Regions from separate parts of the Homo sapiens genome. Here region 2 is linked to region 1. Evidence: chromatin contacts called from ENCODE Hi-C or POLR2A ChIA-PET data. All regions are on one chromosome and are shown on one strand. The core of a region is the stretch at or near the end of the contact, and the rest is flanking DNA. Distances in the headings are between cores, read along the strand shown. Region 1 holds the start of KRTAP5-8 (keratin associated protein 5-8). Region 2 holds the start of INPPL1 (inositol polyphosphate phosphatase like 1).

Evidence for each region. A loop is a pair of places that touch in the nucleus more often than their neighbours do. ChIA-PET counts read pairs that join two places held with the same protein, here RNA polymerase II (POLR2A). Pooled maps may share reads with other maps.
Region 2: a loop to region 1 is called in a pooled map, with 4 times the contacts of the local background. The contact joins the promoter of INPPL1 here to the promoter of KRTAP5-8 in region 1. A Hi-C loop is called at or near these places in 2 of 50 pooled maps. POLR2A ChIA-PET finds 5 or more read pairs at or near these places in 2 of 52 experiments (Panc1 and activated T-cell).

Annotation. Positions count from the first base shown.
Region 1 is chr11:71,534,239-71,540,275 of GRCh38, reverse strand. It overlaps KRTAP5-8 (keratin associated protein 5-8), which reads right to left and starts at 2,251. Exons shown (of 1, transcript NM_021046.3): 1 at 1,067-2,251. The coding sequence starts at 2,220. The coding sequence ends at 1,657. RefSeq lists an enhancer at 4,851-4,910.
Region 2 is chr11:72,223,517-72,229,553 of GRCh38, reverse strand. It overlaps INPPL1 (inositol polyphosphate phosphatase like 1), which reads right to left and starts at 4,787. Exons shown (of 28, transcript NM_001567.4): 1 at 4,388-4,787; 2 at 1,301-1,364; 3 at 1,056-1,206; 4 at 707-827; 5 at 324-464; 6 at 1-89. The coding sequence starts at 4,569. RefSeq lists an enhancer at 2,537-2,896 and silencers at 4,302-4,511, 4,522-4,881, 5,432-5,831.

The DNA.
Region 1 (6,037 bases), core at 1,002-3,501:
CATGTCCTTTGAGAAGTTCCAGGTTGTGAATAGTGTCTAGTCAACCTTACTTACTAAAACAGAAACTCAGAAGCACATTCTAAAAATTCCGTGTTGTTGAGTTTTCACTTTCTTGTCACAGTTCCATCAGACACTCACGGCCTGCCATCCTGTGAGAAGGTGGCTTCCCGAGCAGCCTCCCGTGCTCTGCTGTTACAGACGCCTGGGTCTGGGGGCTCCAGCCTTGCAGCCCACCTCCTCCTCCGCCAGCTCCTGCCTTCCCTCCCCATGAGTCGAACATGCCGGACTTTGGTCTAGGCCCTCCAGCCTCCGGAACTGGGAGAAATGGTGTCTGTTGTTCCGTCTTCCAGGCTTACTCTGTGGGTTTTGTTCTGGCAGCCCGAGCTGACAGAGGCAGCAGGGAAGGGACAGTTGGGGGCCTGAAGCAGAGGTCTAGGTAGGGAGGTGTCACAAGAAGGCAGGAAGGAGGTGTCTTAGGATGTCTTCCAGGAGATGCTGTGGGATTTGGCGACTTGTAGGGGAGAGAAGCCCAAGGGGCCTCCCAATTCTGTATCCTGGAAGATGGGAAAGATGGTGATGCCCCAAGCCAAGTGGATACCACGGCTGAGTTGTGCCCCCTGGTACATACGTTGGAGTCCTCACTGCAGTATCTCAGAATGGCACCTTATTTGGAGATAGATCTTTACAGGGGTGATTAGTTAAAACGTGGACATAATGGAGTAGGGTAGGCCCTAATCTAATCTGTGTCCTTATACAAAGAGATGAGGACGCAGACACACACAGAGGGACAAGCACATGAGGATATAGGGATGGCGGCATCAGTAAGCCACGGAGGGAGGTCTCAGGAGGACCCGGCCCTGAGGCACCTCGATGGCAGATTCTGGCCTCCAAACTGTGAGACGATCCACTCCCGTTGCATAAGCCACATGGTTTGTGGGGCAGCCCTAGCAAACTCACACAGCAGGGAACGGGGGGTTCCCAAATGCCTGGGAGTGCGACTCTGTGAAAATTGTACATTTATCTAATCACACAGAAGTTGAAACAAAAGAATCACAACGCAAACTCGTGGGAGGTGTGGATCGTATTTATTTAGAAGATTCAGCCTAGGCACTTACAAGGCGAAGCCCTGGGGAAAGAAACAAGGCCAGGTCAGAGGTAGAAGAGGAGACTGGGCGCCCCTCCTCCTCAGGAGAGGATCCTGGGGTCTCTAATAATTCTGAGTCCTCTAGGTCAACTCCAAAAACAATCGGAGCTGTGGCAGCTCAGGCAGGATGAAGATGAAGGGTGGAGGAGCCAGGAGGTTGCAGGGACCGGGGAGAGGCGGCAGCAGGTCGGAGGATTCCAGTTTCAGTGTGTTTCCAGCAGGCTCACAGGAGGGGCCCAGGGATGTGGGATCTTGAAGCCCTGAGAAGGTTGAAGTGATGAGGTCAGGAAAGGAAGAGGGGATTCTGGGAGGGTTGATGGGCAGCACCCAGCATGCCAGAAGCCCTCATGACCTCAGAGGCTGAGCAGCTGAGTACTGAGCCCTGGACGCTAGGCTGCCTTAGTCCAGAGGAGGACAGACTCAGAGATGTGCTTCAGGAATTCAGGACACAGCTACAGTCATTCCTGGAGAGCCCAGATCTGTGGGACCAGCTGAGATTTGTAGGCAGAGCCTCAGATCTTGCACTGGCAGCAAATTGGGACACAGCAGCTGGACTGGGAACAGCAGGGCTTGCAGCAGCTGGACTGGCAGCAGGATGACCCACAGCCTGAAGAGCAGCAGCAGGGCTTACAGCAGCTGGACTGGGAACAGCAGGGCTTGCAGCAGCTGGACTGGCAGCAGGATGACCCACAGCCTGAAGAGCAGCTGCAGGGCTTACAACAGCTGGACTGGGAACAGCAGGGTTTGCAGCAGCTGGACTGGCAGCAGGATGACCCACAGCCTGAGGAGCAACAGCAGGGCTTATAGCAGCTGCACTGGGAGCAGCCACAAGAACCACAGCCTCCCTTGGAGCCCCCACAGGAGCCACAGTCCCCCTTGGAGCCCCCACAGGAGCCACGGCCCCCCTTGGAGCCCCCACAGGAGCCACAGCTGGAGCAGGAACAGGCTGGCACACAGCAGCACACGGGCTTGCAGCAGCAGATGGGCACACAGCAGCTAGAGCCACATCCCCCACAGCCAGAGCCGCAGCCCCCACAGCCGGAGCCACAGCCTCCAGAGCAGCCACAGCAGCCCATGGTTCTGGTGGGTTGAGGGTGGAGCAGGTAGAGGAGCAGGTGAGAGGGAGGTGTGCAGGTGTGGAACTCCCTGAGCCTGGGCCCTTTATATCCCTGCCCAGGTGTTTATACTGAACACATGAATACTTCTGTTGTTGTTTCTGCTATTTCACATGCACGAGTGTTATTTTTAATCTCTTCACAATCCCATGAGCCGCCATCAGCTCCAGCCAAGCTCTCCTTTCCTTGGTTTCTAAATTTGGCCTCTTCCTCATAGGTGTTTCCCTTTGTTAGAAGACACTGGGCTCCCTCTCCAGCAGGTGTCCCGGGAGCCTGGGAGACGGTGGTGGCTTGGCCAGCGGGTGGACCATTTTCCTTGGCGCTCAGGGCTCTCCTCAGCGATGCAGACCCTCCACCCCCTGGCATTGGTGTTTATATCAACGGTGGTCATTTTGTAAAAAAATTAAATAAAATTAAAACTAACAAAATAAGCTGAAAGAAAAGGCTGTCTATAGGTTCCACCGCTTAAAAATTTCCAGGATAAATATTTTGTCAAATTTGTAAAACACAGTTTTGAAGAGCGTGGATTTGAGTGTGGCCCTGGTTCTCCTTTGTCTTTCTTACCTCTTCTTCCTGTGGTTCGGCTCACTCCTCCAGACACGGATTAGACCCACGTTCCCTTCAGGCAAGCTGGGCTCACAGAGGGAACAGAGGAACGGGACCCTTTCTAATGCTTTCAAGTTTTCCTCAATTAAGTCTTTGTAAAAATTCCACAAATCAACAGATATGCTTCAAATTTATTCTCCTTGAAGGCTACAAAAATTTTGATTAGCCATCCTCTCTAATGTACTTTTATTTTCCGAAGATTAATTTTAATTTTATATTGAGGTAAAATTTACATGCAGTGAAATGCTTTTTTTTTGAGACTAAATCTCACTGTGTTGCCCAGGCTGGAGTGCAGTGGCATGATCTCGGCTCACTACAACCTCTGCCTCCCGAGTTCAAGCAATTCTCCTGCCTCAGCCCCCTGAGTAGCTGGGATTACAGGCGTGTGCCACCATGCCTAGCTAATTTTTGTATTTTTAGTAGAGAGGGGGTTTCACCACGTTGGCCTGTCTGGTCTCGAACTCCTGACCTCAAGTAATCCACCTGCCTCGGCCTCCCAAAGTGTTGGGATTACAGGCATGAGCCACCACACCCGGACTGCATTTTTTTTTTTTTTTTTTTTTTTTTTTTTTTTTTTTTGAGGCAGTGTCTCATTCTGTCGCCCAGGCTGGAGGGCAGTGGTGCGATCCTAGCTCACTGCAGCCTTGGCCTACCAGCCTCTGCACATACTTTAAGTGTACAATTCCATGAGTTCCGCTAAACATGTACTCGTGTGCCCATCACCCCAACCATGACCAACTGCTTCAACCCCAGAAGGTTCACTTTCACGGCCTTCCCTTCCTGCCCATCACTACAGGCACAGCTTTGCTGACTAGTTTTGCCTGCTATTGAATGTCGCGGAAATGAAATCATTAAAAATGTACTCTGGTTTCTTTCCCTCACGATGTTATTGTGTGTGTCAATGATTTGCCCTTCTTCTTCTTCTTCTTTTTTTTTTTTTTGAGACAGGGTCTTGCTCTGTCACCCAGGCTGGAGTGCAGAGTGGTGCGCTCATGGCTCACCGCAGCCTCGACCTCCTGGGCTGAGGCAATCCACCTGCCTCAGCCTCCCAACGTGCTGGGACTACAGGCATGAGCCACCACGTCTGGCCTTATTCTTCTTTTTTAATCATCGCGTAGTGTTTCGTGTAAAAATACTCTCCACGGCGTTCCTCCATTCTCCTGTTCATAGATATTTGAATTGTTCGCAGTTTGGGGCGATGATAAATAACACATAATCATGCCTTCCAGTCCTTCCGTATTCATGTTTTTGGTTTTAATTTTTTGGTTAAATATTGAGGACTGGCCTTGCTAGACCATAGAGTAGTGTATGCTTAACTTTCTAAGAAACAGACAGCTTTCCAAACGCTCAAGCTGCTTTCCCTTCTCCTCAGCAATGCCTGAGAGCGTCCGCTGCCCCAGGCCTGTCAGTACCGCCATTGGGTTTTCAAATGTGAGGCGTCGGATGGGTGTAAAATTGCCTCTCATGTGGATTTTGATCTGCGTTTCTCTGATGACTAATGTTTGTGAGGGTCTTTTCTTGCACTTACTGGTCATTTTCACATCTTTCTTGTTAAAAGGTTTTGTTAAAATTGTTTGCCCACTTTATTGTAGGGTTATTGAGTTGTTGGAACTCTTCATAAATTCAATATCAAGAATATATGAATGAAATGCTTTGCCATATGTATGTATATATATATATATTTACACATGTATTTTATATACATGCATATATGTGTGAAGGGGGCCAGCCCCTCCACACCTGTGGGTATTTCTCATCAGGTGGGACGACAGACTGAGAAAAGAAATAAGACACAGAGACAAAGTATAGAGAAAGAAAAGTGGGCCCAGGGGACCGGCACTCAGTATACGGAGGACCTGTGCCGGCACAGGCCTCTGAGTTCCCTCAGTATTTATTGATTACTATTTTCACTATCTCAGCGAGAGGAATGAGGCAGGAGAGCAGGGTGATAGTGGGGAGAAGGTCAGCAAGAAAACATGTGAGCAAAGCAATCCGTGTCACAATTAAGTTCAAGGGGAGGTACTATGCCTGGATGTGCACGTAGGCCAGATTTATGCTTCTCTCCACCCAAACATCTCAGTGGAGTAAAGAATAACAGAGCAGCATTGCTGCCGACATGTCTCGCCTCCTGCCACAGGGGGGTTTTTCTGTTATCTCAGAATAGAACAAATGTACAATCGGGTTTTACACTGAGACATTCAGTTCCCAGGGACAGGCAGGAGACAGAGGCCTTCCTCTTATCTCAACTGCAAGTGGCCTTCCTCTTTTACTAATCCTCCTCAGCACAGACCCTTCATGGGTGTCGGGCTGGGGGACGGTCTTTCCCATCCCACGAGGCCATATCTCAGGCTATCACCTGGGGGGAAACCTTGGACCATACCCAGGTTTGCAGGGCAGAGGTCCCTGCGGCTTTCAGCAGTGCATTGTGCCCCTGGTTACTCGAGACTGGAGAATGGCGATGACTTTTACCAAGCATACTGCCTGTAAACATTTTGTTAACAAGGCACGTCCTGCACAGCCCTAGATCTCTTAAACCTTGATTCCATACAACACATGTTTTTGTGAGCTCAAGGTTGGGGCAAAGTTACAGATTAACAGGATCTCAGGGCAAAGCAATTGTTCAGGGTACAGGTCAAAATGGAGTTTCTGATGTCTTCGTTTTCTACATAGACACAGTAACAGTCTGATCTCTCTTTCTTTTCCCTACATATGTGTATATATAATATATATGTATGTATAATACATAATATATAATTTTTCAGTATTTGATTTGCCTTATTATTATCTTATTTTTATAGGGAAACGTTTTTGATTTTGAAGTGCAATTTAACATTTGTTTCTTTGACAGCTAGTGCTTTCTTGTGACCTTTTTGAAAACTCTCTTTCCTAGCTTTTCCTCTAGAAGCATTAGAGTTTTTGTTTCTATATTTAGTTCTATGCTGGATCTCAAGCTAATTTTTGTGTGTAATGTGAGGTAGGAGTTGAGATCCATTTTTTCACATTTTCATCCAATTGTTTCAGCAGCATTTGATAAAAAGACTATCGTGGCCAGGCGCAGTGGCTCACGCCTGTAATCCAGGCACTTTGGGAGGCCGACGAGGTAAGATAACCTGAGGTAAGGAGTTCAACACCAGCCTGGCCAACGTGGCGAAACTCCATCTCTACTAAAAAT
Region 2 (6,037 bases), core at 3,538-6,037, 690 kb before region 1:
GCTGCAAAAGGCGGGTCACCATGGGCGAGCTCTGCTGGTCAAACACCTTGGACAGGATCTCCAGGCCTGACAGGACCTTGTCCACCTCACTAGGGAAGACATCAGATCAAAAGAACTCCCACCCCGACCTAAGTATAGGGAAGGGGGCGCTGGGTGTAGCCTCAACCTCACCACAAGGATAAAGGCTACCAGTGAGGAAAGTCAAGAGGCAATGGCTAGTTCACTGTTCAGGATCAGAGATCAGGGCACCTGTGCAGCCGGGAAGCAGGTGAGGACAGGTCAGAGGTAAGGGTGTAATACATGGGGCTGGATGTCCCAGATACCTGTGCAGCCTCCGGCATGAGGTAGCGAGGGTACGGGTGAGGTGGGGCAGGTGGCTGGCTCCACCCCTCACAGCTTCCAGGTCCAGCCCATAGCTGCCTTTCAGGTAGTCGTGCGAGACGGTGCTCAGCCCATTGGGAGCACTTTGGGGAGGGGTTAAGAAGTCAGTGGAGGTCCTGCTGACCTGTCCCAGCACCTCTGCCCCATCCCTAGAGGAGATAGTACCTGTGGCAACCAGGGCGGGATGGATCAGGTTATCTGCCTCTGGGCTGAGGTGGGGTGGGGGTCCCTGGTGGGGTCTTAGAAGGCCTCCCCACCTTTGGTAGGGAAATAGTTCTCAGAGGAGAAAGGGTCTCCTGTTCAGTGGATGGGATGGGGGTCTCACCTCTCAGCAGCTGGAGCTGTGGGAGTCTCAGGAGCTGGCAGGGGACTGCTGGGCCCAGTGGGGGCAGAAATGCTGGTGGAGCCAGAGCGCGGGGGCAGCGGGGGCTTCTCATCCTCCCCATCTGTGGGCAGGGGTCAGTGGGCAGCCGTTTGGGCCTCCCACACTCAGTGGAGTAGGAGGCACGATGCAGCTGTAAAGTGACTTCCATGGAAAGAGGGTTAAAGGGCCCCGGCATCATGGCCAAGGGAAAGGGGGTTACAGGAGAGGTGGGGTTGAGAAGGGGGGATGGGAAGAGGCAGGTAGAGCCAAGGGACAGGGGCAGGGAGGGGACCTGCACACTGGGAAGTACCTGAGGCATCCCGGTCATCCGGTGGGTCCGGCTCTCGCTCACCCTCTACAGGAAGAAGCAGGGCGCACACAAGGCCCTGGTTGGGCTGGGCGTACAGGCCGATGAGCTCACCCAGGGTCTGGAAGCGGCGCACAGGCACACCCTGCGAGGTCTGTGGGCCAGCAAGGGTGGGAGGAAGGGTCAGCCAGCAGGTCCCCAAGCCCTAGGCTGGATCAAGGTCAGGGGTCAGGGGCCCAAGCTCCTACCTGCACAGCCAAGAAATCTTCTCCATCAGGCAGAATGCGATACGTGTGCACATGCTTCTGATACCTGATGCCAAGGCAGGGCCAGAATCTGTCACCCCCAGGCTGGGGTCTAAGACCCAAAGCACCCCTTCCTCCTGCCAGCAAGCTCAGCACCCCAACCCCCTCAGCTTGGTTTCCCTAAAACCACCTGCCCAGGCTGCACAGGGTTAATGATGTGGCCGGTCCACTTCCACCCTCCTGGTGTTGCCTATTGGGCAGGAATGACCAGAACACCCCCGTCTCCCCACCAGACCTACACAGACTCCACACCCACCACAGGGCAGGGCCTGAGAAGCAACAGGGAGCTCTTTTGTGGCCTCCACAGCTGTCTAAACAGCCCCTCTGGGCTGTGGTACCAGTCTGGGCTCCCCGCCAGAGTAAGAGTCTTCAGAAGCCTGGTTAGCCCATTTGCACACACGGGCAACGTGCTAACACGTGTGTATGCCTCCTGTGTTTATGCTGCTCTCTGGCTCTGCTGGAGTCGGGTATGTCTAGGGCACTTGTGCCGAGGAGTGTGGGGGCATCACCCTAGGCCTTCCCACCAAAGAGGGCCCCCATGGGAGACCTGGGCCTCTAGGAGCCCCAAGCCAAGGAGGGGCAAGAGGGGTGCTGACAGACAGGAGCCGCAGTTGAGCAGGTGGCAGCTGAGCCAGGTGCACAATCAGCGGGGGATGGAAGATCCTCTGCCTCCGCACCTCAGGGCATGCTTCCCCAAGGAGTCACCCAGGAGTCACCCTAGGTGACTCTCCTGGCTGCTTATGCTGGGTGAGTGTCTGTCACCAGGTGTTCCTTTGTAGACTATTACAAACACTATCTGTGTTTATTACAATAGCATACCATTAACTGAATCCTATCTGTGACACGCTGGGTACCCAGTGTCCTATAAATCTTACTTAATTCTCACACTTCTAAACAGATATTATTATCCCCATTCTCCAGCTGAGGAAACAGGCTCAAAGAATAAAAGTGATTTTCCTAAGGCCACAGAGTAAGTAAAAGGTGGAGTTGGGATTTTAAACCATGGCAGAAGCCAGGGCCAGTATCCTAGCTTGCTGGTCAGATTGCCTGTGCCTGCTGGGGCAGGGGCGTGTCTTGCATGTTATCCATGAACACCCGGAATGTATACAGGTAAGCAAGTATGTGTGTATTTGGCAAATCTAAGATATTGCCCACGTCTGATCGCCCACGTCTGATCCTTACCCCCAGGCTCTTGAGATGCGGGGAAGAGCCAGAGTCAGCTGGCAAACCTGAAGCCCCCACTCACAGACAGACCCCTCACCCCATTCACAGCCTCCCTTGGCAATGAGGCCAGGATTCTCCCCCTCCTGGGACAATAATGTTCCTCACCCAGACACAGGCCCCAGCTGTCCCCCTCCCACTCAACAGCTGACCCAGCACCTGCCTCCCTCCCCAGCCTAATTAGGGGGTATGCCTCAGAGGGGGCTGGGAAGCAGGACTTGGGGATATTCATCTGCCTAGTCTGTCCCTCCTTAGTCTCCCCCTACTGGGCCTCAGACTTGAGGCCTAAGCTAAGACTTATAGGGCCCCTTCCTTGTTGGGTCAATTGCCTAGGCTAGAGTTTTTCAACCTCCATACCACTGACATTTTGGATTGCACAGTTCTTTGTTGTGGGGGACTCTCTTGTGCACTGTAGAATGTTTAGCAGTATCCCCGGCTTCTACCCACTAGATGTCAATAGCACCATCCCAGTTGTGACAATTAAAAATGTCTCCCCAGCTGGGCGAGGTGGCTCCACCTGTAATCCTAGCACTTTGAGAGGCCGGGGCAGGTGGATCACTTGAGGTCAGGAGTTCAAGACCAGCCTGGCCAATATGGTGAAACCCCATCTCTACTAAAAATACAAAAATTAGCTGGGCTTGGTGGCGAGCGCCTGTAATCCCAGCTACTGGCGAGGCAGAGGCAGAAGAATCACTTGAATCCAGGAGGCGGAGGTTGCAGTGAGCCGAGATTGCACTACTGCACTCCAGCCTGGGCAACAGAGCGAGACTCTTTCTCAAAAAAAAAAAAAAAAAAAAAGGTCTCCCCTGGTCTAGGCTAATGTGCGCCCCGACCAAAGATGTCAGGAGAACAAAGGGGTAAGGAAGGTACAGTGGGACAGGAGTTTGGGAGGGGGTTCACAGAGCTAAGAAAGATCTAAATAAAGATCTAAATAACTGATCTAAATAAAGCAGCCCCCACAGATTCCCACTCACTGGGCCCACAGAAGCCAACTCAATGTCAGACTGCAGGGCAGGAGGTACAAAGCCGCTAGAAGGCTGCAAAACCAAGAGTGCTAACTCACCCCAGCACCACTACCAACCACACTGGGCTGAAAGGCACAGCCACAGGACCTGGCCCACTCAGAGAAGCACCAAGTCTGGCTCTGCTCTCACTCAGCACTCATAGCTCAGGGCTAGGGCAGCCAGGTAACCAGGGCTCAAGCCCAGAGCCAGGGCTCAAACACTCACTCATTGGTTCAGAAATAATGGCAAGGTCCCATACAGCCTCAGCCTCTGCTTCCCCAAGCCTTCCTCTCTACACCACCCATCACCGCCCCCACCACCCATACACGGCCAGGCAGAACCCCAAAGCACCGAAAGGGGCCCTAAGGAAGCTGCCAGGCATCCCCACACACCCCGTCAGTCCCTCTGCCCCGACTCCCTCTCCTGCTCACCACTCAGTCCCTATCCAAACGGGACTGCACACAACGTGGAATGCACATCCTCTCCCCTGCTCCCTTCTACCTGGAGGATGCCTGAAGGGGTCTGCCGGGGAATGCCCGAATTTTTCGTCATCACAGTCACACTGGGCCACAGAACCCCATATTCTCTACCCTCAAGGCTCCTGAAAGTGCCCCCAGACACACAGCAGGAAGTGCCCCTGCGTCCCTCCTCAGACCCAGGAGAAAGCCAAGGCTCCCACTCTGGGGGGTGGAGGCGGGTCTGGCGTCCCACCGCCCCAGAAACCCTCACCCGGGCCCTTTCCACACCCGGCCGTGCCCGCGCTCCCGGTCCACGCCAGCCCGCAAGGAGCCCCCGCCCCACTCACAGGACGCAGAGCGCGAAGGCCCCCGCCACGCTCTCGCTGTCTCGGACCAGGAAGCTGCCATCGCGGCCCGCCCGGGCCAGCAGCTCCTCCGCGGCCGCCCGGCTCAGGTCGCGGTGGTACCAGGAGGGGGCCTGGCTGCCCAGGGCGCCCCCCGGGCCCGGCGCCCCGCAGGCCGAGGCCATGGCCCGCGCAGGGCTCAGCACCGCCCGCCCCCGCCGCCCCGCGCCATCCGCCCCGAGACGCTCAGGGCTGAGGCTGGGGCCGGGCCCGGGGCCCGGGCTTGAGGATCCGTGGGCCGGACAGAGCCGGGGATCGGGACTCAGCACTCCGCCGCGCAGGCCGCCTCGTTCACCGCGCAGCCGCCGCTGCCTGCAGCGCCGGCCTCAACTTGAAGAGAAAGAAAAGTTTGTTCAGAGGCGGCGGGGGAGGGGCAGGAGCGGAGCGCAGGGCCGGCTGCCGCCCCCTCCCCCTCCGCTCGGCCCGCAGCCCGGGCCGCCCCTGCCCCCAGCTCCTCCTGCGGGGACGGTGCCCCCACCTTCCCGAAGGGCCCGGGACCTCCCAGACCCCACAATGATCCTGCCCCCATCATTCACCCGAGGAGATCCAGTCCCCAAATCCCCATCGAAATCCGAGTCCCCCCATCCTGGCCCCGACACTTCGGGATCCAGGCACCCCCTGGAGAATTCAGCGCTTCTCAGTTCTCCCAATGATATGACCCCTAAGCCCCATAAAGGTCTGATTCCACTCCATGGCTCTTCCTCTCGTCCCCCTTACAGCTTGGCTGCATCGAGTTCCCCAAACCTGCGAAGGATCCAGGACCACCCCCTACCCATCCTCTTCCCTCCACCCAAGCGGGCGGGGCCCCCAACTCCTGCGAAATGCAGCCCCCTCTTAGATCTGAACCCCCAACTCCACGGGAACCGTCCCCCGGCAAAGCCTGCGGGGAGATTCCCTGGCTAACCAGGCTTCTGAAGATTCTTACTCTGGCGGGGGGCCCAGACGAGGTGCGACGTTCTCGAGCCTCTCACGCAGCCCCTCCCAGCCCCGCAGAGCCCTTCCCCCTCTCGGCCAAGTTCCCCAGCACCACCCCCCACACCCGCAGGCCGGGCCTTGAGGGGGTTCAGCAGTCCGAAGCCAGGAGGATCCCTGGCCCGTCTAGTAGAAAGTTCCCTCCCGGGATCCCGGCCGCCGCACGCAGACCCCCACCTCCCGGGCTGCTCCGGCGCCCCCTTCCCCGGACAGCGGCCCTGGGCTCCAGGCGGCCACTTAAGATGGCCATCCGCGCGCGCCCCCGCCCTCCGCGCCGCCCGCCCCGCCCCGCGCCGCCCCGGGGAGCCGGGGGCAGCACCGCGCCTCGCCTCACCCCGCCCCGCGCCTCGGTCCCGGAGCCGCTGGCCCACTGGGTGACCTCGGGCAAGTCGCGGCGCGGGGTTGAGCGTCGGCTTCCCGCTCTGGAAAATGGGGATCCTGTGGCGAGGGCCGGCTCTGGGGGCCGAGCTCGTACCGCGCTCGGCACCGGGCCTGGCGCCCAGCCCGCGCTCCCGAACGGCGGCTATTTTTATTATTAATTAAGGAGAAACGAAGGTGACAGCTGTGTAAACTGTAAAGCGCGGCTGCGGAACGAACGGGTATTATTAGCACTCGCCCCCG